Regions from separate parts of the Homo sapiens genome. Here region 2 is linked to region 1. A link is an interaction called in ENCODE POLR2A ChIA-PET data of the cell type or tissue named here. Cell type or tissue: endothelial cell of umbilical vein. All regions are shown on one strand. Links, peaks and the distances in the headings refer to the core of each region. The heading gives the core; the rest is flanking DNA.

The links. ChIA-PET counts read pairs that join two places held together with the same protein. Peaks named below come from ENCODE experiments on the same cell type or tissue, not always from the same donor. Only the 100,000 strongest peaks of a DNase experiment are listed, where the experiment ranks them.
Region 2: POLR2A ChIA-PET joins it to region 1 with 6 read pairs; 2 of 35 experiments call an interaction of 5 or more read pairs at or near these places.

What each region holds. Positions count from the first base shown.
Region 1 is chr14:72,670,493-72,686,007 of GRCh38, forward strand. It overlaps DPF3 (double PHD fingers 3), which reads right to left. Exons shown (of 11, transcript NM_001280542.3): 8 at 3,748-3,876. Among named protein-coding and RNA genes, the nearest start is that of MIR7843, 160 kb to the left of the region's middle. RefSeq lists an enhancer at 8,928-9,775. In endothelial cell of umbilical vein, for the core only: no CTCF peak of the experiment used is centred there; DNase peaks (open chromatin) are centred at 8,099 and 8,789; H3K27ac peaks cover 2,898 bases.
Region 2 is chr14:72,967,772-72,983,286 of GRCh38, forward strand. It overlaps ZFYVE1 (zinc finger FYVE-type containing 1), which reads right to left. Exons shown (of 12, transcript NM_021260.4): 5 at 14,018-14,124; 6 at 11,090-11,198; 7 at 10,366-10,463; 8 at 10,156-10,273; 9 at 7,780-7,950; 10 at 7,008-7,188; 11 at 6,309-6,422; 12 at 1,680-3,343. The coding sequence ends at 3,111. Among named protein-coding and RNA genes, the nearest start is that of TRC-GCA8-1, 13 kb to the left of the region's middle. RefSeq lists an enhancer at 2,672-3,173. In endothelial cell of umbilical vein, for the core only: no CTCF peak of the experiment used is centred there; no DNase peak of the experiment used is centred there.

The DNA of each region.
Region 1 (15,515 bases), core at 4,504-12,503:
GGAGAATGAGGGAGGGGTCTGCCGCGGGGAGCCGCAAACTCCGTGGGGCACAGAATAGTGCAACCGTCTCCCATTGAGGAAATTCTCCCCACCGGGCGGCTTGCCTCTAAACAGGATATTGCTTCGATTTCTTTGATTTCCCTTCTCTCTCTCTCTCTCTCTCTCTCGCAAAAAAAGTCTGATTCTAATAACAGCTAGAATATATAAATAATAATGTTTTAATGTTATTGGTTCTTTGTTTCCAACCCAAAGTTCCTCTTCTCTTCCTTTTGCCAATAAATATGAAAATTGAGGACATCAACTCTGCTCCTGTCAAAAAGACCCCCTCCCCTCAGAAAAGAGACAATCCGTCTAACTTCCTATTTCTATGGAAAATAAATAGCGCATCACGATGCCATCTCTCGGAAGAACGCTCATTCTGCTGTTTTGTTTTGTTTCAGTAGTTTGTGCTTCTGTTGTACATACCCAAAACAGAGGGGTGGGGGGAGGGATGGAGGGACACGTGGGAGGTGAAGGGAAAAAAAGCAAGGATAGAGGGAAAATCTAAAGTTGCCTTTCATTAAAAAAAATATATATCAGAACCAGCACAATGACCAAAGTCAGAGGGGGATGGCTAATTGCCCAGAGAGTCTGTTCCGTGGGTTTAGCAACTGCCCTTTTTATCTGCTGTGGGCGAACCCCGGCCACTGCGGCGTCCTCGACAGGAGCGAGGCTCTTCCAAATCGTCCTCATCAAAGCCGTGGAAAGTTGACGTGTCACTTTCTGACGTGGAACCGAATAAGTCCTCCGTGGTACGTGCTGCGGCCGCTGCCTCCTTCTCCTTCCTGCCTTCTCCTCCCAAATGAGCTGACATGTATGATGAATATATCAGCACATGGGTTAAGCAACAGACAGCATTATTAATATTCTCATTACATTATTACAATGCTATTCTTAATAGCAAGATATAAAACCATTTGCACACCAAAGGGATTAACCCGGTGCATCACCTGGTGACGGGGATTTGGGACAAAGCAAACATTTCCAGGGAAGAGGCTTCCCCCACTCCCCGAAAAGGCATCATCTCTACCATAGTACATATGTCCACAGCTTCCGACAGCAAAAGATTCAACCATGATCTTTCTTCTGTTGTGCATACACACAGGCGCTTGCACGCTCACTCAACCCTGCCCCAGACAATGATTTTCATTGGTGGTTTTTAAGCCTGGTTGGGATTTCTTTGGTGTTTTCTGTTGGTGTTTCTTTGAACAATGTTTGTCCTTCACTTTGACAGTCAGCTGTACAAAGGTATTACTGTCAGATAACCCATTCAAGGTGGTTAAGCCTCCATCTATTTCATTTTTATTTTACCCGCTTCTAATCCCATTCTTTCAGAACCCTTTCAATTCTCCCCTTACGCCATGTCGTTCATTTGCACTGAAAGCAAAAGGAAGTTGGAAAGTCTGATAAGTGGTAGGTGATAAAATAGTTTGTTTCCTTTAACCACAGGAGGAAATTTCTGTGATCTGCATCCACATACATGTGCACGTGTGCACACCACACACACACACACACACACACACACACAGACACACACACACACACACACACACCCAGCCACCAGCCATGCCCAGGTATCGGTTACTCCAGAAAGTTCAGTTGTCAAATCTCATTCAGGGCACTACAAAGGTGAGAAATAGGAGTAGAAAAGCCCTAATAAATCAGAGCATCCTGAAATTTGTAAAACTCAGGTTTAAACTTTTTTGCATTCTAAATGAGCCCCAGGACTGCTCTTGTATAAAGGAATGATACATCCCTCATGGTGCCAATTTCAGGAACCTCACTTTCTCCCAGGAAACAGCAGTGGTAGGGTAGATGGGAGGGGAAGGAAGCTCTTCCAAGCTCCATACTCTTCTCTGGAAGGACCGTAGGGAGGCTCCAGAGAAGTATTCGCCCACCTGCCTTAACAAGCACATCTCATCTCATGGGCCAATGACACCTGTTTCTTCCCATGGTATCAACTATTTCAGGAACATTAGAGTCAGACCTTGACTAAATCATCTACCAAAACCAATCCTTGGCAAATGCAGTGAGAATACCTAGGCTGGTAGAAAATGGCTCCCTGAGCCACATAGCAGACAGAACCTTGGAGGGAAAGCTGAGGGAAGGTTGTGGAAAGAGGCTTTGCATAGAAAAAAACAACTTCCCACTCCTGACATCCCATGGCTTCGATTCTAGCACCCCTCTTTTGTAAGAAAGGAAGGGGAGAAATTACAGCAGTTTGCAATGAGAATTCTGAAGCTGCCCCCTCTAACCCATCCAAACCTACAGCAGTCCATAACGTGTTGCTTAGACCATCACTTCAAGTGACCTTGCTTCTGGAAGTAGAGATTTCATCTGATTGCTTGCTTTTAAAAAAACACTGCATTGAATTTCATCTGTTTTTTTTAAGTATCTTAAAAAAACAGAGTCCGCTATCACAAGGGCCCTGTCTTCTACGCTAGCATCCATAGAATAAAAAATTCAATGTTAGGTACCATGTTTGGAAAGTAAATGAACTGACAGAATTGCACAAATGGACCACCCTTGAGAGTCACACGTTGAGGGTTGTGTGCAGCAGAAACCACAGTCCTTTTAAAATTACTGATTTGCTACTCAAGCCAGCCTTAAGCCCTAAACAGCCCTACCATCAAAATATAAAAGGGCTAAAGCTAAGGTTTGCAGACAGAGCAAGGAAAGAGCTGAGTTGCTACAGTCAACCATGATGGGGTCATCTCAGTTCTTCTCTGGGGACTGGGAGTGAAAAAGACACTGGATAGAAAGGTAGAAAGGAGAAATGACTCCTCATTGCTGGAACAAAGCATCCAACCAAACTGTTTCACCTACTCATATCAGGGGCTGATGAGACTAAAAATGGGGTTGAAATTCCCTCCTCCCTGCCTCACACTGTGGTCTAGTGCTGACATAATACAATATGAAAAATAGGTAGTACCAACCAACCATGGCCAGCCAAAAATAATGGTTTGGTTAGAACTAAAAAACAAAACAACCATTTGAACATAACCTGAAGACCTGAATTCATTTTAAGAATGAAGGAACAAGACCAAAAGTCTCTTTCTGTTATTTTAGTCTTTGGATAGGTTAAAATATAAACATATACACCAAATCAACTGCAGATTAGCCCTAGGAATGCCTGTCCTTTTGCCTCATTGATCTATCGGGGTCTCTTCTGTTCTGTTTTAGAAAATGAGATTAGTGGCCAATGGCGGTGGTGTTTATGCAGCTAGCCAGGAGCCCGGGGATCTCTGACTCCCACAATTCAAGATGTGGTTGCTCTCCGAATACTCATGTTTCCACACCACACCACACTCTTCGGGTTTGCCCTAGGCACTTCCACAGAACAAACTCATCTTTCTGTTACATGTGCATCATCCACTACAAGAAAGCACGTTGCCTTCTCTCCAGGTTTTTCCACTCTACCTCGCTGTGGTCCGTAAAAACACGCACAAAGAAATATGCACCTCATGGAAAGGCCAGACACAAACCCAAAACTTCTCTTTGCCCTTTCCCCCGGATCCTAGGGCATAACTTTTGGTTCTTGAGACCCAAAGAAGAAAAATATCAGAATGAGCTGAAAACTCCTCTCCACTCGAAAGCATTGCCACCATCGCTTCCCTCTCCAGTCTCCAGCACCACAAGATGGAAGAGGAATGCAAGAGGAGCATTCCTGGTCTACGGGCACCCGGTGTGGGAAGGGGCCACACTCACCAGAGCGTCCACAGTCTGCGCAGGACACCAGCTCTTCAGGCCGCCCACTCTTCTTGTTCATGTTGGAGCCCCCCAAGCAGAAGTCACAGTAGTTATTGGGAATGACTGTTCCATCCGGTCCTTTCTGGGCTGTGGGAACATTTAAAACATTCCAATTTCAGGCTTACATGAGTTTCAACTGCCCCTTCTTCTCCTCCTACAGTGTGGTAGAATCTGCTCCAGAAGGAATCTGAGGTTTTATTATAACCAAGTTGGCAAATTGGGCTACGCTTTCTTTTGGATCCTTCCGGGTTTAATGGTACTAATAATATCTTGCAAGTCACCCAGAGTTTAATTTTTAGAGTATTCCCCAGCTCTGTGTTGTTGCAGAAATCACCCTGCTCCTCTGATTGCATCCTTAGATGATCAAACCATCCAGAAGAGGTACTGGTCAAGTGAACTACTCTCAGCCCTAAACAATCAGCCCTGTGGGCCCAGGCCCCAGGCATCAGATGGAAACCACACACCATGGTGTGAGGACAGGGAGAGGAAAGAGCCAGTGCCTGGACCTTGCCATTGGGAACAGTGCTCTTGTTTAGGAGATATTCTTCCTGTCCCTGAAATGGAAAACAAAGAAGCACTGATGGGAGGTCATTTCCAGGAATAACACCAAAGATGCTCTTGGGGACTTGGACAAACAACTTGGTGGAGTATCAATCTCCCTGAAGGGGAGTCTCATCTCCCTGAAGTCCAGACCCATTGATCATGGAAAGTGCCCAAGACCCCAAGTGCCTAAAATCAGAACTAGACCCAGGCTTCTAGGCACTTGGCTCAGCCTCATGCCAGAGATGGATTAAACGGTGAGTTACTGAGCATGTCTTTAGGCTTAAGACCGTCACGAATAACTGAACACACTAACTTCAAAACCCACTCCTGCTGGAGGTCCTTAAACAAAAGCAAAGAAAAATCTTAGGACATGACTTTGAAAACAAAGCCTGTGAGGAGAATAGCACCTGTCCTTATGCACCAAAATCATTCCATTTCCAGGGGCTGCTTGAGAAGCCTTGAACAGATTATTTGCATGGAGAGAAATACTTCCCTTTTTCTGTTTCTCCCTCCCTATTGCGGGCATTTCTTTGTCATATTCACACTCCCTGTTTGTAACTAAGAAGAAAAGTCTTTCTGTTTATGGGATCAGCCCTAACCACCCAAGTATCTTCCTCCTCACCAGACCCAGTGTCTGCTGCTGCCTTTCATTATTCACTGGCTAACGTTAATCAGGGTCCCATACGGTACAAATCTGAAAAAGGAAGCAGAGATGTGAGCAGAAATACCATCCAGACAGTAAGTGATAAACGGATTCACCCACTTTAATGTGATTCCCTCTGGCCTCCACTTCCTCCATGCCTCTGCTTTGCCTCCAGGAATAGAAAACCTACCTGGGGAAGGCGGAAGACAAAAGCTAGAGGAATTTCATTATAGAGGGTTAATCCATTTATCAGTTGCTATTTGGATTGTTTAATTGGTTTCTAAGTCATTGATTTCCATCTTCAGGGAGGCAGACAATTCTCTGCAAGAAGTGTTAGCTGTTTGGGGGACACAGAGGAGCTGGCCACATTCTGGGGTCTGTTCAGTGTAGGCTTGTCTTCATCAGTCCCTGGATCTCAAACACATTTGCATGGCATACAGAATGCTTTTGCAAATAATCTCCAAAAAGCAGTATATCTGCAAATATTTTACTCTGCCTATAAATTTTCATTGCCCAAATCCAGAAGTACCAGAGTCCCCTTCTCCCTTCTCCCTCAATTGCCATCTTAGTCATTTTTAGAACTCTCCTAAGAAAATCCAAGCATCTCTATGAAGCAAATAAACTCAGGGTTTCCTCAACAAGATATGGATGGAAAACTATCAAATGGTGAACAGAAAGAAGAGATAGGGTATACTAAATTTAGGGGCTGAGGGTAAACCAAAGTTAAGTGTCATGATTGATATGAGCTAGATATAAAATGTGGAGATGCCAGTTGTTACTTAGGTAGCTTCCTGTATGGAAGGCAATCAGAGAATCCCATATATATCATTCATAAAAACTTACAGGGGGCCTAGTCTCCTCAGCTGTCTCTCTCCTATACTCTTAGGGACTTCCTATAATTTTCAATTTCCTCCCCATTCACAAGATCTTTAAGCAACTAAAGAATCTGATTTTCTCCAACACACTGTCTCCCTCATGACGTATGAGGATGAGTAAGTAAAATATAGAGTATAAAAGCTTGCAGATTAATTCTTGATATGGTTTGGCTGTGCCCCCACCCAAATCTCATCTTGAATTGCAGCTCCCATAATCCCCACATGTCATGGGAGAGACTGAGTAGGATATAATTGAATCATGGGGGCAGGTTTTTCCCTAGCAGCTCTTGTGATAGTGAATAAGTCTCATGGCATCTGATGGTTTTAAAAGGGGCAGTTCCCCTGCACATGCTCTCTTGCCTGCTGCCATGTAAGATGTGCCTTTGCTCCTCCTTTGCCTTCTGCCGTGATTGTGAGGCCTCCCCAGCCAGGTGGAACTGTGAGTCCATTAAATCTCTTTGTCTTTATAAATCACCCAATCTCGGGTGTTTCTTCCTAGCAGATGAAAATGGACTAATACAATTCTACACAGCATTCACTACCAACAGACCATTGGTAGAACACCCTATTGAATCAGGAACTCTAATACTACAAGAAATAAAAAATTAGAAATGATCTAGTAGAGCTAAGCAGGCAGTGATGGAAGAATTCAGCCTTCGTAAAAAGACCAAAGGAAAAGAATTGAATTCATCTGAAAAAGGGAAGCTTCTGACGAGATGGAGTCTGAGCAGCATCCTGTTGGCCATACAGAGTTCCTGTCCAAGGGGTGAGGGAGGTCCTAAAATCCCATGTATAGGCCCCGGTATGTGCAGGAGTGACATGCCAGGCCAGCTGGGGTGTGGAGGTACATTTTTAGTCTGGCAATGGCCCAGTATAGAAAGTGATCATGCACAGCTGTTTTATTTTTCAGAGAAATCATTTTTGCTTCAGTTTCTACTCTTTCTTACAACAGTGAGCTCAAAGCATCCTTCCATTGTGGTCAGATGGTGTGGAATGGACTAATTGCTTATGCACCTGATTTTCTTAAACATTTTGGTACTTGGGATTAGTTTCAGAGCAAGGGTTCTCCCATGGAGCTCTCCCAAACTTCAGCTAAAACATATCAGTCATGCCCTGGGGAGGGTACTGTTGATATCACCATTATGACCCTTGTTTATATTGAGTCTGTGTGCCTCCTCTCCCCGTTTCACATTATCATCTCTCCATATTAAATAGGTCTACTCCTTCAGGTTGGAGACCAGGTCTAACCCGTTGTTGGAACCCCTACAATCTGTGGGATGAGTGACTTTAGAGAGGGATGGCAGGGATGTTAGTGGGTGGCACAGTGATGCCCTGGGAGCACCGGATATCATTCACTGCCCCTGGTTTATTTCCCTACCAGAGGAGAGCTGGTCCATGTGTGCATGAATTGGTCTGTCACCTGGTCTCATGGCCAGCTCCCAGAGTACACAGAAGTCGGTAGCCAATGGCCCTGAGTCACTGGAAGAATAATACTGTACCCCTCCTGTGGGAGGCGAGACATCATTCTGCACCAAACACACAAGAACATAGAAGACAATGATTCATTGTCTCTTGAGAAGAGGATACCTGGTCATGCCTATCCACTCAGCTTCCCTTTTGTTCAACTGCGTATTGAAAGGAGAAGAAAAGGAAGCAGACATTTATCACACCACAAAACTGTGGCAAATCTTTTGCTGGATGCTTTATATATGTTATTTCATTGATTCTTGCAAAAACTTTGTGAAGTAGGGAATTTTTTGACAGATGCAGTAACTGAAATCCAAAGAGATTAAAGCGCTGGCTCCAAGCCTCGGTTGGGCTCTTCGAAGGCAGGTTTCACCCCCAGTTTGTCTGTGTCCCCAGAGATTGTGCCTCTAATCACACTTCTCTGCCTCCTGGGAAGTCCAGAGGTAAACACTTTGCAGCCATACCTTGCATATAAAATATTTCATAAATCTCTTTAGAGTCAACCTGATTCGCCCAATATGATATTTACGAAGCCCAAAGCTATAAAAATTATTGAGACCGGCCTGATAAAAGTGGAAATTCCCTTTGAACTTAAATTTAATGTCCCTACTACAGTAATCCATCCTGGGTGATCCTGTTTATTGTCATCTACTCTATGAAAACACTTCTCTGGAGAATTCCAGAGGCTCATGAAGGAATTTTTTTAAGTAAAGCTCACATCATGGCTAGGTTGGCCTATGGCCTGACCCAGCCATGAGCAATTTCCTGGTACTGTATATGAGATCATTATAAAAAAGATTTTACTACAAATAGGAAGCTCGCCCAGACCTTGTAAGTGGGATTTAAATAGAGATTTTGCTTCTGCTTATGGGAAATTGAGTCCCGCTTTATAGAATAAGATGACGGGGAGGGCAAAGACCCGACTGGCATCTCTATGGCAGCATCTGCGATGATGGATGTGGTTTTCTGTTGATTAATGTTCATGGGCTGAGATCATATAAGAGATACAAGTAAGTTGCTGAGAAAATAAAGTGAGCCTTAAGAGTTTAGAAATCTACCTGAGGGAGATAACTCTAAAAAGCTCAAAGGAAAAAAAATGGAAATCAGGAACAAAGTTCATGAAGAAAGTAGAAGAAAAATAACAGAAGGCAGGGAAGAGCATTCAGATAAATCAAAGCAAGAAAAATGAAAAGTGAAGCTTCACACAGCCCCATCACCACGCTCAGGGAAGCGAGAGCAGGCATTCTGGAAAGGTATCAGTGCTCGCTACAGGATTTTTGAGTTAAATCAGGTTTTATGTCTATGGCAAACAAGGCCCCAAATCTTCCATAAAACTACCGCCCAGGCAGCACCGCCTCTCCCCCTCCCAGTCGGATCTCCGCTGTGGTGTGCCTGCCACTCACAGAAAGAATGACTGGCAGGGACAAACCAGCCGTCGGCAACAGCCACTCGTCTGGGTTCTGCTGAGACCAGAGCTGCGTCCCAAGCATCCTAGGGAACAGGAAACTGGCCAGAAGTTCAGGCTCCTCCTTGGCACGTGCACAAAAGCATGGCCTCACATCCTGAGCAGACGCTCTGACCACCTGCCAGGGCCTGGTGTGCACAAATGCGCGGCCACGCTCGGTGCCCACCACCCACCACCCAGCCCCAGCCCCAGCCCCAGCTGAGCAGCTCCATTTCTGGAGCCTGCTAGCCTGGGAAGTTGGGGTGCACAGCCCTTGGGGAATTCGGGGGCAGTGAGCAGAGCCCTCTGGGAAGAGATGCGCCTCTCCTCGCCCCTCTCGTTTGTTCCCCCCGCCACCCTCCACAGGCTGACAGTTCCCGTGTCCCTCTACAGGTCTGACATGTTTCCATGGCAACCGGAATCCTGGGCTCCGGCAGCCTCCGCTCTTGCCACCTGTTATGACTTCATCTCTCAAGTGTAAAGCATGCTAGCCCCGTGCCACTTGGCTGTGCAGAGCGCATCTTCAGAGGACGACGGAGGGAAGGAAAGGGGAGAGGAAAGGAGGGAAAGCAGACAGGCAGCCCAGGCCGGCCAGGCGGGACGTGCTGGCTAGGCCAGTCCAGAGGAGGAAGCTTGGGGGCCGGAGATGAGAGGGTGGGGAGTAAGGGTGGACCCCGACGTGCCTTCCCTGCAGAATCAGGAGCAAGCCTCAGCTGGAGGCCACTGCCACAGCCTGCTACCTCGGCCTAGCCTTTAATGAGGGCTGCGGGAGGAGGGAGAGGCGGGCTGGGGAGACAAGGCGCCTGCGAGGAGCTCCGGCAGGCCCAGCGTGAAGCAGAGCCAGGAGAGGGTTAAAAGTGGCGTGATAGAGACTGTGGGGAAGGCTGGACCAGAGGGCAAAGGGAGCATCAAAGCCGGGATAAATGGCCTTAATTCTCATGCTCCCACTCGCTGGTCGTGTTTACTCATATAAATTATCCCCCAGGCCTGACACCTTTTTTCACTGCTTCCCTAGAACTGATGAAAAAATAAATCCCACAGATCCCAGGAATAAAAAGTGTGGGGCTTTCATTCAGGCTGGTTCTCCTTGGCCACTAATAGCAACTCAGGTCCCGCCCCAGGGCTCCAGGAGGAAGACAAAGGAAGGCTTCATCCCAAATGTGGAGGGGCAGGGGGCCTGGAAGCCTGGCGGGGAAGCAGACAGTAGGGCCCGCTCCCCACAGGACCCTCCAATCGTCAGAGCCCTCGACGGCAGAGAACTCGCTCTCCCCACAGGCCATCTTGCCACCAGCTCTGAGGACACCGTGAATATATGGGAAAGTAAAGGGGACTACGCTGGAGCGGATGCGGAAGGCGCTGAGGCCAGGGCTGCTGTCATGAGTCCTCACATTTATGGATGGGGCTGATAAACTGTCACACTCCGCACCGTCAAGGACAAGGTGAGAAGATGAGCTGGAATGGCAGCACATGCCACAGGAGAGCTGGAAAGGCAGGTGGCTAACAACGAAAGCCATGGCCAGAGGGCGGGCTTCTCTGGAGAGGCCTCTGCACACAGGGAAGGGCCCCTAGGCCCGGGGTTTTGACTGCGTTGCCGATCTAGAGGCAAGAGAACACGCTAGGTGATGTCCTGAGGTCCCTTTCAGGCCTATTATTCAAGCATTATAATCAGGTGAAGAAAGAGACAGAAAAGCCAAGTTTTCCACACCCAGAGGAACCCAGCCTTTCATCACTGTTCTATACTCATGTAAATGCCTCTTTGCCTGTTACCCATGTGCTACCTGAGGGCACATGAGTAACACCTGAGGGCAGGAACCATGTCCTTCACTGCGGTATCCCTGGCCCCTGGCCAGCAGTGAGTGACACAGAGCTGACAATCAATGCTGAGTGAAAGGATGGACAAATCATCACAGAGGCTTTTTGAGGGGAAAAAAAATCTGCCAGGCAAAGGGAAGTTAATGACTAGGAATTGAGTGGACGGAGAGTCCCCCGAGCACAGGGTGACCATCCTAAGTCCCTCTTATATCGGGGCACAGAAGAAGTGGGAAGGAGAAATATTGGAGCCCCTTGGAGAGAAGAAAGCTGTGGTGTGGAAAGCCACTGCATCTACCTCCCCCAGGAATCCTCTCTCTTAGGCATTTCTTAGTCAACCAGAATGGAAGGCATCAAGAATCCCCAGGCTCAGCTGGCCCCAGAGTCTTGAGACTCATTCTGTCTCTCACCAGGGACTCAGCAGGAGCCAGTGAGAACAGAGGCCCCATCTTGCTGCGTGTTTTGGTGACTGTAGAAATAATATAAATATTTCAAAATGTGGCGTCAACCCTCCACCCTTCCTATGCCTGCCTTCTTTTCCTCCATCTTTATCCAATACTTACATCTTTAGATACAAACCTGGTGAATATTTACTCCCAAAAACTGTGCCATAAAAGCAGAAAACATATCCACTCACACTGATGTCTCCATCCTGAGATGGATATATTTGGTGAGAGTTGTAATTTGCGGTTTGCCAAAAGGCCACAACAATTTGCCAGCAGTGTGTGCACCATGTCACCAGCTCTGGGGCTAGATGGTCACACGGCCCCCAAGGAATGTCCTTTGTGCTCCAGCTTTAGGTGGGCAACCCTAGGTCTGCCATTAATGCTTCGGAATAGTAAGAAAAAGACCAAGTAAAGCTTAGGAATGGGTCGGATATGCTGGCTCACGCCTGTAATCCCAGCACTTTGGGAGGCCAAGGCAGGTGGATCATGAGGTCAGGAGTTCAAGACCAGCCTGGCCAACATGGCAAAAACCTCATCTCTACTAAAAATACAAAAATTAGCCAGGTGTGGTGGCACACACCTGTAATCCCAGCTATTCGGGAGGCTGAGGAAGGAGAATCACTTGAACCTGGGAGGCAGAGGTTGCAGTGAGCCAAGATTGTGCCACTGCACTCCAGGCTGGGCAACAAGAGTAAGACTCTGTCTCAAGAAAAAAAAAAAAAAAAAAAGCTTAGGAATGTTCTCAGTGTTCATGACACTGAGATGAATATCTCATTACGTGACACGTAATGAGATATTTCAGTTTTCCAGTGTTTGGTGATATGGGTCAGTTCATGCCCTGGTGTGGCAACTTGTGATTGCTACCAAATGAGTTTGTTGAAGGAGAAAATGTTAATTTGAGAGCAACTATATCAACCAGGCTCTGAACAAAGTGATGTCACTCCCCTTAATGAATTCCAGACAGCTTGGTGTGTTAGAGCTGGATGAGTTTTGTCTGTTTAAGTTGTCGGGATATTATTATCGACATAATTAGGATTCAACAAGCCCCTTGTTTTGCTTTGCCCAGCCGTGCCCTCTCAACCCTCTTCACTAGCACCACTGAACTCTGTCTGCAAGGGGACCAGCATTTTCTTTGTTCTTCAGACAGAAAGCCGTATTTAAGAAAAGGGAAAGCATGAGCCTTCTGCTTTAGACCTGAGGATTTGGAAGGAATCAAGAGACCACAGAGTCTTGGGGCAGCACAGCCTGAGGATGGTGGCACACGCAGGGGCGCACTCCAAAAGCAGGCCGGGAAGTTGGTGCTGAGAGTCAGAGACGTCTGCCCTACATGGGATAGAGCATTAGGAAAAGAGCAAAAACCAAGGCTGCCCCTTCAATTTGACAGTACAACCTAACTCCTGGCCAGTTACCTGGCTCAGTGCATCCAAAAGAAAAAAGGAATTAAAAGGAAGTTGACTGACTGAACATCAGTCTTGGAAAGCTAGATTTCTGTAAGGTAGTGGTTTACCTGGGAACTTGTCAAAAATGCAAATTCCCAGTCAGGCACAGTGGCTCATGCCTGTAATCCCAGAATTTTGGGAGGCCAAGGCAGGTGGATCACTTGAGGTCGGGAGTTCGAGACCAGCCTGGCTAACATAGCAAAACCCCGCCTCTACTAAAAATACAAAAATTAGCTGGGTGTGGTGGTGCACACCTGTAATCCCAGCTACTCAGGAGGCTGAGGCAAGAGAATCACTTGAACCCAGGAGGTGGAGGTTGCAGTGAGCCGAGATCGCACCACTGCACTCCAGCCTGGGTGACAGAACAAGACCCCATCTCAAAAAAAAAAAAAAAAAAAGCAAATTCCAGGGCCTGAATTGCTGAATCAGAAACTCTGGGGGTGGGATCCAGTGGGTGGGCTGTGCTTTAACAAATGCTCCAGGTGATTCTGATGCAGCCTCAAGCTTGAGAAACATGGCTTTAATTGGTGTGACAGTCATGTCACCCGGAAGTCATTCACTTAATCTTCATCATAGCCTATGAGATAGATGCCATTAATGATCTGATGTTACATAGTGATCCATGAGGCATATGGAGGCTATGCAGCTCAGCTAAGGTCACACGTTAGTCAGTGGCTCACTTGGCTCTGAACCCAAGCAACCGCGCACCTGAGGGGAGGTGAGTCGGAGAGGTGGACACGCAGGGCCTCACAGGCTAGGGCTTCCCAGATTTTGCTGTGCAAATCATTTGGGGATCTCATTAACAATCAGGTTGGAATTCATAGATCCAGGGTACAGCCTGAGATTCTACATGTCTTAAAAGCTCCCCTGGTAGGGTGGCCACGCATCCAGGTTTGACTGGGACAGAGGGTTCTAGGGCGTGGGGCTTTCAGTGCTGTAGCTGGGCAAACCTGGACAAGCTGTCACCAAGCCCCAGGTGCTTCTGACCACACTGTCAGATGCAAAACACAGACCCACAAGATGAGGAGTTTGGGTTGTATTCAAACGTGATGAAAGTGTTGAGAGCATGAGAGTGACATCATCTGCTTTATATTTTACATATATATATATTTTCTTAGAAACAAGATCTCTCTCTGTCTCCCAGACTGGAGTGCAGTGGCACAATCATGGCTTACTGCAACCTCAACCTCCTGGCTTCAAGCAACCCTCCCACCTCAGCCTCCCGAGTAGCTGGGATTATAGGCATGCACCACCACACCTGGCTAATTTTTGTATTTTTAGTAGAGATGGGGCTTCACCATGTTGACCAGGCTGGACTCGAACTCCTGAGCTCAAGAAATCTGCTCAGCTCAGCCTCCCAAACTGCTGGGATTACAGGTATGAGCCACAGCCTGCTTTAGAGGCTGGGAGACCAATCAAAAAAGTTTTAACAACCCAGGCAGAAGCCAGGGGTGGCCAGAAGATAGAGAGAGGGAGAAAATGTAGGGTATATTTTGGAAGACTGAAGGAAAACCAAGAGGCAAGGATGAATCCTAATATTTCACTTCAGGCTCAAGCTTTTTTTTTTAAAAGAGCAAGTTTAGAAGAAAAAAAAAATGAGAGCCAGGAAAGACAGTGAGACACAGAATGAGAGAGAAAGACTCAGGAAAATTATTGAATAGAATGATGTGTGATTTTTTTTTCTGTAGGAAAAAAACTCATTTACCAATTAAAGTATGACCTAGAATTTGTAATGCAGGGGTGGGGTCTCTAAAACATCCCAAACAGCCTAAGTTAGTAAAGAGCTTTGAAGAGTAAATGTGCCTACTATGGACTGAAGTGTGTCCCTCATCCCCAAAATTCATATGTCAGAGTCCTAACCCCCAAAGGGATGTTATTTGGAAAAGGGTCTTTGGAAGGCAATTAGGTTCAGTGGGGTCATGAGGGTGGGGTCCTCGTAATGAAATTAGTGCCCTTATTAGACACCAAAGAGCTTGTTTCTCTCTCTCCACCCGTACACACCAAAGAAAGGCCATGTGAGGACACAATGAGAAAGCAGCTATCTGCAATCCAAGGAGAGAGCCCTCACCACACTCTGACCCTACCAGAACCTTGATCTTGGACTTCCAGTCTCCAGAATTGTGAGAAATAAATTCCGGTTGTTTAAGCCACCCAGTCGATGGAATTTTGTTAAGACAGTGCCTATTAACATGTTCATCTCTTTTGAAAAGCCACAATGCAGCATGATGCATTAGACAACTGGTCTTGAGGCAAAAGTTAAGGGACATCGGTAGGACCATGACAAAGATCCAAGCCTTGGGACTAGGGCCCATCACTCAGGGTTCCAAAGTCCTGACATAACTGAATGGTATCCAACTCAAGCCCATTCACATCTCAGCTTCCCACCTTGCTGTCTGTTACTCAACCTCTCTGAGCCTCAGTTTCCTTGTCTGTAAAATGAGAATAATAACATGTCCCTAATGGACTTATGATCATAACATGAGGTGATGTGTGTAAAATGCCTGACACTTACTAGTTGTTCCGTCATCTCTTTCCCTCTTTCCTCTTCTACGTGCAAGATAATTTTATTTCTAACAAGGCAGGAAAAATCAAAGACCTAAATAAGTAAACTCTCCCAATAAGTGGTACATGACTCATGAATTCACATTCATCCTCCCTGACCATGGATACATGACTTGGTCTTTGTGTGCCTTGCTGTCCTCTGGGGGATACAGCACCTGCCTTGCAGGGTTATTGTGAGGAATGAATGAGATACATGTGGCATGCTTAGCACCATGTCTGACACACTTAAGGAATGCAAGCAAGTACCATTGCCACTGTTGCTGTTTGGTATGTGGGTCTTTTCAATCCTGCACATTTCTAGGTAATTAGGCCCAAAATGCGAGAGAAATAAAAGAGATTCAGAGACAGCCAAGAGACACGTGGAGCCCCAATCCTAGGGCAATGGCTTGGCAAATAAAAGGGTGCCACACTTGTCTAGATTGCCCTCCACAGCTTTCTCTGGCTGGGTTTTATGACTCTGTCTTATTTCCACAATTGCACCAGAAGTTCTCCCAGGGC
Region 2 (15,515 bases), core at 4,918-12,917, 300 kb after region 1:
GGGGGGAGGGACCAGGAGTTCTTGCAGGACAGCCATGTTCTGTTTCTTAATTTGGGTGCTGATTGGTTACGTAGTATTCAGTTTGAGAAAATCAAGCTGAAGTATAGATGTATAATAGTTCAATAGGTTTGTTTTTGTTGTTGAGACAGGTTCTCACTCTGTCACCCAGGCTGGAGTACAGTGACATCTCTGAGGCTCAAGCAATCCTCCTACCTCAGCCTCCCGGTAGCTGGAATTACAGGCGCCCAGCTTTTTTGGGGGGAGGGGTTGGTTTTCTTGGTAGGGACAGGGTTCACTCACCACGTTGCCCAGGCTGGTCTCAAACTCCTGGGCTTAAGTGATCCGCCCACCTTGGCCTCCCAAAGTGCTGGGATCACAGGTATGAGTGACCACGCCTAGCCAGGACTACGTATTTTAAACCTAGGGAGTGAAAATCAGGACTAATACCCCATCTCTTCTACTGTGCGAGAGGATTCCTCAACAGACCCTGACCCGACAGCTGCCAGAGTGTAACCCAGAGAACCCAAGCTGTGAAACCGCCACCGCTGAGCCTTGCTCAGCCAATGCCACGGCTGCAGAAAGGGGGTCTGCCGGGTGACCCCGGCTGCAGAAAGGTCTGAGGAACACCTCTAAGTACAGGATAAGTGGTAAGAATGTGGGGGCCCTCTAGTCACTAGAGAGAATTCCATGACTGTCAGCTATTGCCTTCCCTACATAAAGGAATATTCATGACCAGCTCAAAGCTCTGGTCCCAGTCAGCACACTGATCTGGGTGGGGCATGGTATCTAGCGAAGGGCTGGGGACAACAGGCTGTGGTCATGAGACTGACATCCACTGCACAGGATCATGGTTTGGGGGTACTTGGCTATGGTGGGGTTTTTTTGTTTGTTTGTTTGTTTGTTTTGAGACGGGGTCTCACTCTGTCACCCAGGCTAGAGTGCAGTGGCGCAATCTCGGCTCACTGCAAACTCCACCTCCTGGGTTCAAGCCATTCTCCTGCCTCAGCCTCCTGAGTAGCTGGGACTACAGGTGCCCACCACCACGCCCGGCTAATTTTTTTTGTATTTTTAGTAGAGATGGGGTTTCACCATGGTAGCCAGGATGGTCTTGATCTCCTGACCTCATGATCTTCCCGCCTTGGCCTCCCAAAGTACTGGGATTACAGGCGTGAGCCACCGCGCCTGGCCATTTTTTTTTTTTTTTTAAACAGAGTTTCACTCTTGTTGCCCAGGCTACAGTGCAACAATGGTGCAATCTCAGCTCAGCACAACCTCCACCTCCCGGGTTCAAGCAATTCTCTTGCCTCAACCTCCCAAGTAGCTGGGATGACAAGATTGCGCCACCACACCCAACTAATTTTTTGTATTTTTAGTAGAGACGGGGTTTCTACATGTTGGTCAGGCTGGTCTCGAACTCCCAACCTAAAGTGATCCCCCTCCGGCCTTGGCCTCCCAAAGTGCTGAGATTACAGGCATGAGCCACCACGCCCAGCCGGCTATGGTTTTGAAAAAGTTCTTATTTGTCAGAGTAAAAGACTGCAGTATTTGCAGGTAAAATATTACCGCCCTTGAAACATGCCCCTTACTTGGCCTCTGCTTGGAAAGCCACCATCAGCTGGAGACAGATGGTGGCTGGAAGGCACTGATGGAATGAGAGGAAAGAGCCAGCACAGTCGAGATGCAGGAAGATTCCTTTATGATGGCGAATTGGATGGTACACAGTTCTAGAGTAGGGTCCCAGTCACTGGACCCCAGGAGGCAGGAGGAGCAGGGCTGAGAGGGACGACACACTCCAGGGCTCATGTCACACCGATAGGCGCACCAGGAATGACCGCCATATACTTCCCTAAAGCTCAACCCACCCACCAGTTCAGTTAAGAATTATACTTTAATTCGTGTTTGGCCACTGAAGATCAAATCCACCATGATGATAGGATTTCAGCACAACGGGCCCTTTCCAGTCATGACAGACAGAGATGTCCAGGCTCTTGAGGAGAAACAAAAGTTCCTTTGACTTCTCTTGCAAGGACCAAAGAGATAAATTTTTTCTTTACGATCTGTTGAAATATTTATATAGACTTTTAAAAACAACTAACAGTTCATCCTGTGCTCAGTTTCCCTGGAAGGTTTCTCATGATCGCCCCTCCGAGAGCTAGAGGGGTTGTGTGTCTGGGAACAAAGGATTAAGACACTTTAAAATAAGCAATGAAAATCCTAGTGCGACACTCAGAAGCAGATGGTGGGCTTGAGGGGGCCGAGGGGTGGGAGGCAGATGCTTCGATTGAGGAGCTGGGTGCCGCCTTTTGGGAAAGCCGAGTGGAGACAGAAGCATCGGGACAGGAAGCCCTGCTGGAGAAGGCTCAGTTCCTTCCTTGCTGTTCCCTGGGGGACCAGGGACAGCACGGCCCCTGCATTTCTACTTCTCAGGGCCGAAGACCCGACCTCTGACCCTCCACCCACTCCGGTGACCTGCACGCTAAGTTGGGTGGTCTCTGACTAAAACAGGCTTAAGCCAAGAATTGGGACTCGACTCCCAGGAGACCTAGGGAGAATTCCCTTCAGGCTGTTTCAGGCAGGAAGGACCAGGGAGGCTCACTCCCCAGGCAGCTGACAGGCATGGAGGGAAGAGCCAAGGACAGGAGAGGCTTCCAAGGCTCCAAGAGCAGCAGAGGAAGGGGCCAGCCACGTGGTGGCCATGGACCTGGCTCGGCTCATGAGGAAGACGTGCTGCCACTGCCACCTCACCCTGTGCGGAGGAGACTGTGCGAAGTCTTCACAGCCAGCAGCAGCCTCGATACGCCCCGAGTGCCTTTCATATGTATATATGAGAGAGAGATATACACATATATATTCATTATTTTTAACTGAAATAAATGCAACGGATTCAGGTTCATTCCCCTTTGCGATAAGTTGCAAGGTCCCCTGCCCTGAGGGGTCCACACCTTCGGGCCTGCCGCCAGGCTCACCCCCACTGAGGGAAAGTGGCCCTGGATGCGGAGAGGAGAGGACACACACCACAGCAGGTGACTGGGAGGAGGGCCTACCTCGCAAGACTGTTTCTAACCCTGAGAACCTAAGGAATTGTGAAGGACTCGGAGAGGGGGCTGGGGTTAAAGGTCACCGGGCTTTTTATTGCAGTTGAAGCAGACTCGGACGGGATGGTCCCAGCCACGAGAAGGAACAGCCCGGCGGTCATGGGAGCACTCATCACAGAAGCCCTGTCCGCAGGCCCGGCAGTGGTGCTTGGAGAGCTTGATGCTGAACTCCTTCCGGCAGTTGTGGCAGTGGAGGATTTCGTGGTCAGGCACCCAGTACGCAGGCCTGGCCGCGTCCTTTACCAGACCTAAGGCAGGGAACAATGGTCAGGGCACCCAAAGCCCAATACCCCGAGGCCCAACTAGCAAGAGGCCATCCTCGGATGCTTACTGGCTTATAATCCCAACTGCACACAGAATTGCTGACAGAGCTTTTTAAAAATGCAGAAGCCCAGGCTCTGCCACTCACATCCAGATCAGAGTCTTTGGGGCTGTCGCATAGGCACTGATTTTCCCTTTTCCTTTTTCACATTTTTTAAGATTTTTTGGAGTCAGAGTCTCATTCTGTCGCCCAGGTTGGAGTGCAGTATCACGATTTCGGCTCACCACAACCTCTGCCTCCTGGGTTCAAACAATCCTCCCACCTCAGCCTCCCAAGTAGCTGGGACTACAGGTGTGCACCACCACACCTGGCTAATTTTTGTAGAGACAGGGTTTCACCATGTTGTCCGGGCTGGTCTCGAACTCCTAGTCTCAAGTGATCTGCCCACCTCGGCTTCCCAAAGTGCTGGGATTGTAGGCATAACATTATAGGCATGAGCCACCACGCCCTTTCTTTCTCTTTTGTGACAGGGTCTCACTCTGTTGCCCAGGCTGGTCTCAAATTACTGGGACTCAAGGGAGCCTCCTGCCTGAGTCTCCCAAGTAGCTAGGATTATAGGCATGCACCCCCACACCCAGCTCCTTGATCTTTATGTATCTATGAAGCCCTCCTTGTAAACTGAAGGGGCAGCCGTGTTAAGAACCCCTGGAGGAAATATAAAGAAGTCTGGGCTCTGGAGTCAGACACTCAAATCCCAATTCTACTGAGATCAGGTTAATCAGCAGCTGCTGGATTAAGAAAGGTTAGCTAAGGCTGGGCATGGTGGCTCACACCTATAATCCCAGCACTTTGGGAGGCAGAGGCAGGAGGACCACTCAAGGTCAGGAGTTCGAGACCAGCCTGGCCAACATGGTGAAACCCTGTCTCTACTAAAAATACAAAAATTAGCCGGGCGTGGTGGTATAACCCCAGCTACTTGGAAGCCTGAGGCATGAGAATCGCTTAAACCTGGGAGGTGGAGGTTGCAGTAAGCCAAGATCACACCACTGCACTCCAGCCTGGACAATAGCGAGAGTCAGTCTCAAAAAAAAAAGAAAGGTTAGCTAACCTCTCAGGGGCTTACTCATCTTTAACAACCCACCTTCAAGAACTGTGATGAGGATGAGAAGAAAGAACATGCCTGACACACTGGCCTGGTACTCAACACCCTGTGGGCGCTCAGAATGGGAGCACTTGGTGAGCACAGCCAGCAGGCTATGCTCTGCCTTCTGTGCCAAGGACAGTTCTTGCCTCTCCCAGGTACCCCTGGGGACAGATGCAACCTGAGATTTAAGCTTGGGCAAATCCAGCAATTCCTACATCATCTACTCACTTTGTGAGCTGCAATGAGGAAATCTGCTCCAGGCCATTTTCATCACTACTCACTTTTGCTCGCTCCCCTACAATGTGCCACGCTGCCCCAGGCCTGGCCAGCCTTGCGTAAGCCTGCCAAGCACTGGTTGATTTCCCTCCCTCTCCCCCTCGCCATCCTAAATACAAATACCCCTCACATCCAGGGCTGGGTAGCTATTTTAAATCTTCTTTTTTTTTTTTTTTTGAGACAGAGTCTCGCTCTGTTGCCCAGGCTGGAGTGCAGTGGTGCGATCTCGCCTCACTGCAAGCTCCACCTCCCGGGTTCATGCCATTCTCCTGCCTCAGCCTCCCTAGTAGCTGGGACTACAGGTGCCCGCCACCACGCCTGGCTAATTTTTTTGTATTTTCAGTAGAGACGGGTTTTCACCGTGTGTTGGCCAAGACTGATCTCTTGACTTCGTGATCCACCTGCCTTGGCCTCCCAAAGTGCTGGTATTATAGGCGTGAGCCACGGTGCCCGGCCAGCTATTTTAAATCTTAAACTACTAACAGTTTGGCTGGTGTGACAGACTAAAGACAGCCATAGAATCTTTCACCCACTTTCCATCTTTGACACTCCTGCCCCCTCCCTTGAATCTAGACAAACCTGTGACGGCAGCAGACTCCAGGAGATGACAGCAGAAGTGCCTGTCTGCAGTCCTAGGCCTCAAGAGATGGGCAGCTTCAGCCAGGCACAGTGGCTCACGCCTGTAATCCCAGCACTTTGGGAGGCCAAGGCCGGTGGATCACCTGAGCTCAGGAGTTCGGGACCAGCCTGGTCAACATGGTGAAACCCCGTCTCTACTAAAAATACAAAAATTAGCTGGGCATGGTGGCACGTGCCTGTAATCCTAGCTGCTTGGGAGGCTGAGGTAGGAGAATTGCCTGAACCTGGAAGGCGGAGGTTGCAGTGAGCCAAGATCGCACCACTGTACTCCAGCCTGGGTGACAGAGTAAGACTCCATCTCAAAAAAACAAACAAACAAACAAACAAAAAAAAAGAGATGGGCAGCATCCACTTCCTGTCTCTTGGAACATTAACTCCTGGAACCCTGACATCATTTAAGAAGTGCCAAAGAAACCACTGAAGAGGCCTGGAGAATACAAAGACCGAGTGAGGCTCTGCTACACACAGCCTCCTAACTGTCCCTGCCAAGGCACCCAGCTTGTAAGTGAGGTCAGCTTGGACCCTTGAGACCACTCCAGCTACCACCCTGGAATATCAGGTAGTAACTAGAGCCAATGCCACTTGGAGCTGAATAATTACCCTTCCTGACTTCTAGACCTGCAAAGACATCAAAGATGGCTGTTTTAAGCCTTTACATTTTAAGGTAGCTCGTTACACAGCACTAGATGCTGTAAGAGAATGGCTTCCAGCAATAAACATGAAACTACTAAGGCATTCAGCAGAAGCAAGCAAATGTGTGGCATTGTGTAATTGATTCCTTTACCACCCATCTCAATCTAGGTTGGCAAGCCTTTACAAAGTGACAGCCCAGGGCACCTGAAACCCCTCAACCCGCATCCACTACCCCCAAGAGAAGCACTGCCAGGCCCACCTAGTGGTATGTCAATGGCTGTCACCACGGCTCCCAGAGTGTTCTGCACGGCCTCGCCCACCTTCCGAGCAATGAGCGTTCCACCTTCATCGTCCACTTGTGCCTCGGTAACAGCTGTAGACAGTAATAAAGGAAATGCTGTCACCTCTAAGTCCTCTCCCAAATGGAAAACTCAGGGACCAATAGCAGAACGCTTCTGGATTCTGATCCCAGACACCACTGTGCTGTCCTGCAACTACTGCAAGGGTCTGTGCTGTGGGTCAGGTCAGCCCAGACTCTGAAATTAGATGACATCTGTTAGTCCTTTAGCTGCAACCTTCTGGGGCTCCTTTATAACCCTTCTTTTAAAGTAAGGCAGAAAGGTTCTAGGAGCGAAAACTAGAACCTTCTCAAAGGAGAAGACTGGTCTAAGCCATCTCTGGTAAACACTGCAGCCTTTTCAGAATTCAGTTGCTATGTGCGCATTCCCTTCCCCCAGAAGCAACTCTGCAGCTAAGAATGCAGGACAGGTTCGAGCCCCTGAGGAACAGCACCCATAGGACGCTGTTAACAAGGAGCTTAGAGGCTGACTGGCCAAGACCAGAAGTACTCTCACAAGGGAGATGTGGATTAGGGCATCTGGATATCCAGTTCTTAGCACCCAGGGCCAATGTGGGAGGTTCTCCCCTCCACCCCTGCAGCTCCCAGGTCCCACGTTACCTAACTGGACGTTCCTGGCTTCGTAGCAGTTGTCACAGACCCGCACTGGCGCAGGGCCCCAGCCCCGCTCAGGCACTGGCCGAGTCTTTGATGAACAGCTGTCACAGAAGCCCTCCCCACAGGCTCGGCAGTGATGCTTAGTGTCGTTATCTTTAAAGGACGTCGCACACTTGTTGCAGCTCTGTTCCAAGCCCAAAACAAAACAGAGAGGCAGGTAGGTATGGTACATGTCTGCTCAGCTGAGAAAGTCAACAAGACCCCGGAGCAAGCAGAAACTAAGGCAGGTGGCGTTAGCTCAACAAGGACAAGAGCTTTCTAGTAACGCGTTATCTGAGAATGGAAAGGAAGCCTGGTGGACAGTGAGTTTCCTTTCACTAAGTGTCTGGGTTGAAGCTGGGTGCTCTCTTGCTCTGGGTGCTGTAGCGTTAATGGATCAAGCTGAGGATGACCCTAAATAACCTCTAAAGACCCCTTTTCCTCCAGATTCTTATCTGGGTCCTCACATATCTAAGCAATATTCACTGGTCGTCACACACAAGGAAACTAAAACTCACCAAACAGAAAATACTTGCAGGAAAACACGAAGGGAAATCAATGGGCAAAGAGAAACTGGCTGCCTCAACGACTCCTCCCCTTGCCGGTACTCACAGAGCTCACTGCACTGGCAGAAAATGTTTGCGTCTCCCTCACAGAACAAGCTTAGCACAGGGCAAAGCGGCATTAAGTAGGATGGGCTGTGCCAGGAGTGGAGGGGCATCCTGGCACACCATACCAGAATCTGGGAGTTGGGCCTCCAGTAGGCAGGGGCGATCTGGTCTGTCAGCCAGGAAGTCACAGCCTTGGTGGGTCCAAGGCTAAGCTCGGACACCGACTGAGCCATGAAGTTCATCCCGTCCAACAGGCGCTGGGCAGCATTGTTGTTGTCCTTCAGAAACCCATCAGTCTGAAATGAAAACGCAGGCTTCCATCATGCTCTGAGAAGGGAGTGAAAGGAAGGAGGAAGAGGGATGTTTGGTGAGTTGCACACTCACCGTGGCCAACTCAGAACCACTAACTCCCTGGCAGGGAAGAACGGAGACACACCAGGAATCCCTCTGGCTTTATTCTCTTCAAAGTGACCATAAGACTTGATGTGTAGCTGTTCAATTCAGGACTTACTAAGCCCATATAATACAGGAGATGACACCTCCTCCAGGGGGCCCCGCACCGCAGGCTGAGTTAAGAACCTTTCCTCTCAGTTCTTCTAATACTTGGACATCTCTAGGAATCCTATTTCTGTGTGTCTAAGTACAATATCCATTTAGGTATCTGACTTCCCTATTAAACTCTGAACTCCCTGACAATAACTCTTTGTCATTTTTGTATTTTGTAAAGTAACTAGCTCAGTGCTGGGCACAAGGTACACAACAATGTATGCTGAATAATGAATGAAGGAAGGAAGGAAGGAAGGAGCAAACAAACAGCAGGGAAGGCATCTGTATCCTCCTAATTTCGAGGACTGTGAAGAATGTGACCTGAGAGTAAATTACTGCAGTCCTGTTTTCCTGGAACATAAACTATCTTACCACCTTTACTTTCTCGCTATAAGGCCACGTTAAATCCTTGGGACATAATGGAATAAACCATTATGCCAAGGAGGTGGGCTCCCATAATGAGACTACTATATAATAACAGATTTCAGTGGGCCAGAAAATTAGAAAAAGGAGGAGAAAAATAAGGAAATCGGCCGGGTGCGATGGCTCACGCCTGTAATCCCAGCATTTTGGGAGGCCGAGGTAGGTGGATCACAAGGTCAAGAGATCGAGACCATCCTGGCCAACATGGTGAAACCCTGTCTCTACTAAAAATACAAAAATTAGCTGGGTGTGGTAGCACGCGCCTGTAATCCCAGCTACTCGGGAGGCTGAGGCAGGAGAATTGCTTGAACCCAGGAGGTGGAGGTTGCAGTTAGCCGAGATCACACCACTGCACTCCAGCCTGGGTGACAGAGCAAGACTCCATCTCAAAAAAAAAAAAAAAAAGTTTAAAAAATAAGGAAATCTTCAGTTTTATGGTACCTATAGGATCCAGGAAAGCTCAGGAGAGGACCTGCAGGTAGAACTCCTAGGCTGAACGGTGGCTTTAGGAATCACCCAGCGAGGACAATGACACAGAGTAAAATAAGTCCCTCAGGGATAATCACTTGCCTTTTTTCCATGAAAGGAAAAGGTTTTGGATTTGTTGTGATTTATGGACAATGCTAAGTGTGAACAGTGATTTAATGCAGAATGAAAGCATGATATCACTGCCTCACAAACAGATTTGTATTTCTGACATCTGGAATTCAAAAGTTAAAAAATAATCATTAAACTGGGCGCGGTGGCTCACGCCCATAATCCCAGCCCTTTGGGAGGCCGAGGTGGGCAGGTCACCTGAGGTCGGGAGTTTGAAACCAGCCTGACCAACATGGAGAAACCCTGTCTTTACTGAAAATACAAAATTAGCCGGGCGTGGCGGTCGTGCCTGTAATCCCAGCTACTCGGGAAGCTGAGGCAGGAGAATCACTTGAACCCGGGAGGTGGAGATTGCAGTGAGCCAAGAGAGCCAAGATCTCACCATTGCACTTCAGCCTGGGGAACAAGAGCGAAACTCCGTCTCAAAAAAAAAAAGATTAAGCGTCTATAGGAATCCCACTTCTTAGAATATACTTCAAGAAAATTTCCTATAACAAAAAAATGGCTTTCTTACACGAAGATGGTGACTAGCATTTTAATGATCTTTTTAAAAAGGTGGAAATAAAACTAAATAAAATAGCATTGTGAGGAAAAAAAGCAGGAAAAAGGCATGTAAATATTTGCATCTAGAAAAACATACACATATAGAAAATGAATGAGTAGAACATGCAAAAACGTTTTATTTGCCAAAGGAGTAAAACTATAGATTTTTAGTTTATTTCATTTAAAGTTGTACTTCTAATATATATGCAAGAAAAAATAAAAACAATTTTGGTCTAGAGAACAAAAAAGCTCTCCAGATCATGCCTTTCTAAACCGCCAACATTCTGAAATTCATGGTTAACCTTAATTTTAAGCAGGTTCCAGTTTTCTATACACATGAAAAACTGAACGACACAAGATAAAGAAAAACAGAGAAATCCAACAGTTCTTACTCCAGGCCACACATGCACAATCTCTGTCCGCACCACCGTATCCACAGGATCTTGGTTTCCAAACCAGTACTGCCGACTACGATAGACCACGCCACAGTTAGGACATTCGATCACATACCTACAAGGAAAGCAAATCAATACTGTTACCCAGCCAGGTGCCTGGGGAGACAAACGCACCAGAAAACCTTGAGCCATGTTGTTTAAACTCACCCAGACCAGGCATATTTTGCGAGACCCATCCAGGGGGAGTCAGTGGAAGCAGATGTTTTGGGCACTACACTGACTTCCTCGCCTCTCTCATAGCAGGCCTGAAACAGGAAACACTCTGCTAGCTTATTGTTTGTTTTTTGTTTGTTTTTTTAATAGACACGGGGTTTTACCAGCCCAGGCTGGTTGTGAACTCCTGGGCTCAAGCAATCTGCCCGATCTCAGGAGTTCGAGATCAGCCTGGCCAACATGGTGAAACCCTGTCTCTACTAAAAATACAAAAATTAGCTGGGCATGGTGGCACACATCTGTAATCCCAGCTACTCAGGAGGCTCAGGCAGGAGAATTGCTGCAGCCCAGGAGGTGGAGGTTGCAGTAAGCCAAGATTGTGCCACTGCACTCCAGCCTGGCTGACAGAGCAAGACTCTGTCTCAAAAAAAAAAAAAAAAAAAAAAAAAAAAAAGAATGAATGTTCGATATAAATTACCCTTACATACAAGCTCAACAGAATGAGAAGAAAATAAGCTTAAAACAGTAAACAAAGGGACCCTCACCAATGAAGACATGTGAGTGCTTTTTGTTAGAGCTGGAGAGAAGTTCCAGAAATATTCAATTTGAATATCAAATACTTCAGCATGCAGCAAAAAATGGCCCCAAGATAGTCTTGCCAAAGAGAGAGTGGTCAGCAAGCCCGCTGCTGACACAGGGAGGAGCTCGGAGGACTCACCTTGCAGGTATACACTCGGTTGTCATACTGGTGGGAGTATCTGCAGCGGCTCTTGGCTTCATGAGGCACTCCTTCCTTCCCATGATTCATGCTTTTCTTACATCCAACCCTGAATGAAGCCCAAAGACTGACAATGAGACGGCTAAAGGAGCCAGTGCCACTTACACAGAACAGCCTGACCCTGAGCCAGGCACAAGGCCACGACCAGACCTTGATTACTAACTGGGCCTCAGATGCTGAACACAGAAAGGGTAGCCGGAAACCCACATGCCTCTTTGTTACACTTGCAATCAACAGCACTACAGAGGCACAGCGACTACTATCCTTGTATGAGGACACAGGGGAAAAAGAAATCTCAGCCGGGCACGGTGGCTCACGTCTGTAATCCCAGTACTTTGGGAGGCCGACGGGGGCAGATCACTTCAGGTCAGAAGTTCAAGACCAGCCTAGCCAACATGGTGAAACATCGACTCTACCAAAAATACAAAACTTAGCCGGGCATGGTGGCGGGCACCCATAGTCCCAGGTACTCGGGAGGCTGAGGCAGGAGAATCGCTTGAACCCAGGAGGTGGAGGTTGCAGTGAGTTCAAGACCAGCCTGACCAACATGGAGAAACCCCGTCTCTACTAAAAATACAAAAAAATTAGCCAGGCATAGTGGCTCATGCCTGTAATCCCAGCTACTCAGGAGGCTGAGGCAGGAGAATCACTTGAATCCAGGAGGCGGAGGTTGCAGTAAGCCAAGATCACACCGCTATACTCCAGCCTGGGCAACAGCGAGACTCTGTCTTTAAAAAAAAAAAAAAAAATACACCCAGAAATCCCTTGTTGGAAAAACTACCTGTCCCCTCAGCAGAAATGGAGGAGCCATAAGATACCAACTTGACCAGAGAGGAAACCTGAACGTCTCTCAGAAGACTCAAAAAATCCAAACAAGATGAAATGGAACGTTTACCCAGAACAGGCTGCCAAGATGCAAAATGAAAACCAACCCCAAAATTTGGCAATGCATTAAGGGGAGGCTTAGGCTGAACAAGCCTTCCAAATGAACAATGAGCTCTGCCATCCTGATAATGCAAAAACAGAGATCAGGACTTTAGAATTTCACTATGATAAAAGGGAAAGTTCCAGAAATCCTGGGGAGGCTCACAATGGGAAAGCAATGATCCAACAGTGCTTAAGTCTCTTGTGCTGGGCTCATGGGGCATGCAAAAAGGAAGGTAAGTCACACTGTCAACTAACATCCCTCTCCCCTTTCCAAACTGAACTCTCCAAGATAATCCTTAGTTCTCCCTTGCCCAGGCTGTATAATCCAAGAAGCAGGTCTTTTTCTCGGCAAGGTCAGAGGTGGTTCTGCATGCAGCAGGTGGCCTACAGGACTCAAAGTGAAATGACCATTCATAACAGATGTAGGTCAGGTCTACTCCTGTAAAAGGAGAAGTGTGCAGGACAGGGTGGTTCTGGTAGAAGCAAAGACAATTTGGTAGTGAAGAGTGGAAGGGATTGTCTACAGGACATGGAGGCTGCCATCTGACCTCGACACACTGCATTTAAATCCCCTGGGGCCCATCAGACAAGTCACCACACTGATTTAACAGCCATCAACAGTTCAAACTAATCCAGTGATCCTCAAAGGGTGGTCCCCATGAACATCAGCATCACCTGAGAATTAATTAATTTATTTATTTATTTATTTATTTATTTATTTATTTATTTATTTATTTTGAGAAAGAGTCTCACTCTGTCGCCCAGGCTGGAGTGCAGTGGCGCAATCTCAGCTCACTGCGGGCTCCGCCTCCCGGGTTCACGCCATTCTCCTGCCTCAGCCTCCCGAGTAGCTGGGACTACAGGCGCCGGCCACCGTGCCAGGCTAATTTTTTTGTATTTTTAGTAGAGACAGGGTTTCACCATAGTCTCGATCTGCTGACCTCGTGATCCACCTGCCTCGGCCTCCCCAAGTGCTGGGATTACAGGCGTAAGCCACCGTGCCCGGCCGAGAATTTATTAAATTTATTAAAATGCAAACTCCCAGGCCCTATCTCAGACCTACTGAATTAGAAACTGTGGAGGGGGCACCCAGTGATCCTGCCCTTCAGGTTTTTCTGATGCATGCTAAAATTTGCGGATCACTGCTCTAACCATAACAAAGTGCGGTCCACAAACCAAAGGCACAGCCATTGCCCGGGAGCTTGACAGAAATGCAGAATCTCAGGTTTCACCCAGACCTGATTCCGAATCTGCATTCTAACAGAATCTCAAGGTGATGCATACACAATTGAAGTTTCGGAAGCACTGTCCCAACTCAATGTCCTCAGCTCGGGCTGCACTTTAGAATCCTCTGAGGAGCATCTTAAACATAGCAATGCAGAGGTCCTACACACGACCCGTTAATTAGAATCCCAGAAGGTGGTGCCCTGGCATAAATAATTTTGAAAGCTCCCCAGAAAATTCTAATGTGCTCTAAACATTTCCCCTAATAGTGAAAGGAATCACCTGGAATCAATACCGACCCATAGTGTTTTGCACAGGGGGGGCACTCAAATATCACTTGAATACTTAGAATACTATGAATAAGTGACTGGAAACTCTGGTAGAAAAAACACAGAAAAGCAGGCAACCCAAAGTCTTCTGCCCTAAAAACCTCCCAAACCAGAAGCTGGTCAATTTCACATCTATACCAGCTGGAATTTCCAGGAGATTCTTCACCACCATGTGTCCTTCAAGCTCTTGCTACCTCAGAAGTGTGGTTCCTAGACCACCAGGATCTTGTGGGAACATGGGAGTGTACCATTTTGGATAATTTAAATCAGAACCTGTAATTTAGCAAGATCCCAGGGGATCTGCATCCACACCAAAGTCTAGGAAGCACCACTCAAAGGCTCTATTCTCAAGGTATGGGGTGGGAGGTGGGGGAGCGGCCTTACTTACCCACAGCTGAGGCACAAGGAGGAGCAGGTGAAATACTCATCTGGAAAAAAGGAGCTGTGCGCCATCTGGTCATCGGGGATCTCACCGCTGAAGCGGTCACTTAGTGCCTGCCAAGGAGGGAAGGTGACATATGATGGCACTCAGTAGAGAGCTCCGCACTTTGGCCCCCCACTGCAGGCACCGTACAAGCAACACAGGCACAGAAGAAATCCAGTAACTTCTGCTCATTACCCTTGACCTTCCTGACCCCACTCACATCAGTCCTTACCATGGGAAACCTTGGAAAGAACCAGCCCATTCCCCAAGAGGTCAAGATAAGCAAAGTTACTGTTCTCCCCTAATTGCCTTGCAGGTTATAAACACCTCACACCACTCAGTCTTTTATTCAAGACCACCACAAATAATGATGAATGCCCATTTCATCTATGTGAGGCTGGAACCAAGAAACCAAGACTCACGAGGATGGCTCCTCTTTAAGCCACAGGCAGAGCCCAGATGTGATCTGTGAGTTTCCCGGGCTTCTATCCCAGCTATAACCACAGGCACTTACTTGGAGTTTACTAGACCATAGACAAACTCAAAGCAGGAAAAATGTCACCAGAAAAAAAAAAAAGAAGAAGAATTATTATAGTGTTTGCCAGTCATTTATCAACTCTACCAACCCCCAAAACAGACATTACCCAAAGGACAGCAAATGGCCAAAATAAATGCCAAGAAGATAACATATCCACAAAGCAAACTGAAAATTTCAGGTTGAAATGTAGCTTCCATTCCTAATCCTATCTTCACTTATTACTGGATATTGAAAGTATTCCTCAGGCTAATTACAGAAAGGCGCTTTCCACACTTTAGAAATCACTAAGCACATGCTGCTCCAAGCTTCTAACTTTCAGTCCAGCCCCAGTGTGAAGAAGCCAGGCATTATCCAAGGGAAAATAAGGGAAAGAAGCCTTAACAAAAGGACAATATGTTACTTCCTTCCATAAACGGGCAGAAGAGAATTTTAAAGGAGATCTGGAAAAAGGGCAGGTTAGGTTTTAAACGAAGAACAATTAGAACTTTTTTTTTTTTTGAGATGGAGTTTTGCTCTTGTTGCCCAGGCTGGAGTGCACTGGCACGATCTTGGCTCACTACAACCTCTGCCCCCTGGGTTCAAGAGATTCCCCTGCCTCAGCCTCCCAAGTAGCTAGGATTACAGGCACCCACCACCACACCCGGCTAATTTTTTGTATTTTTAGTAGAAATGAGGTTTCACCATTTTGGCCAGGCTGGTCTTGAACTCCAGGCCTCAGGTGATCCACCCGCCTCGGCCTCACAAAGTGCTGGGATTACAGACGTAAGCCACCATGCTCAGCTGAACAATTAGAACTTCTTATGCAAGGTTCCTTTTCCTGTTTCCAATGCAGTCTTTTTTTTTTTTTAATTATATTTTAAGTTCTAGAGTACATGAGCACAACGTGCAGGTTTGTTACATACGTATACATGTGCCACGTTGGTG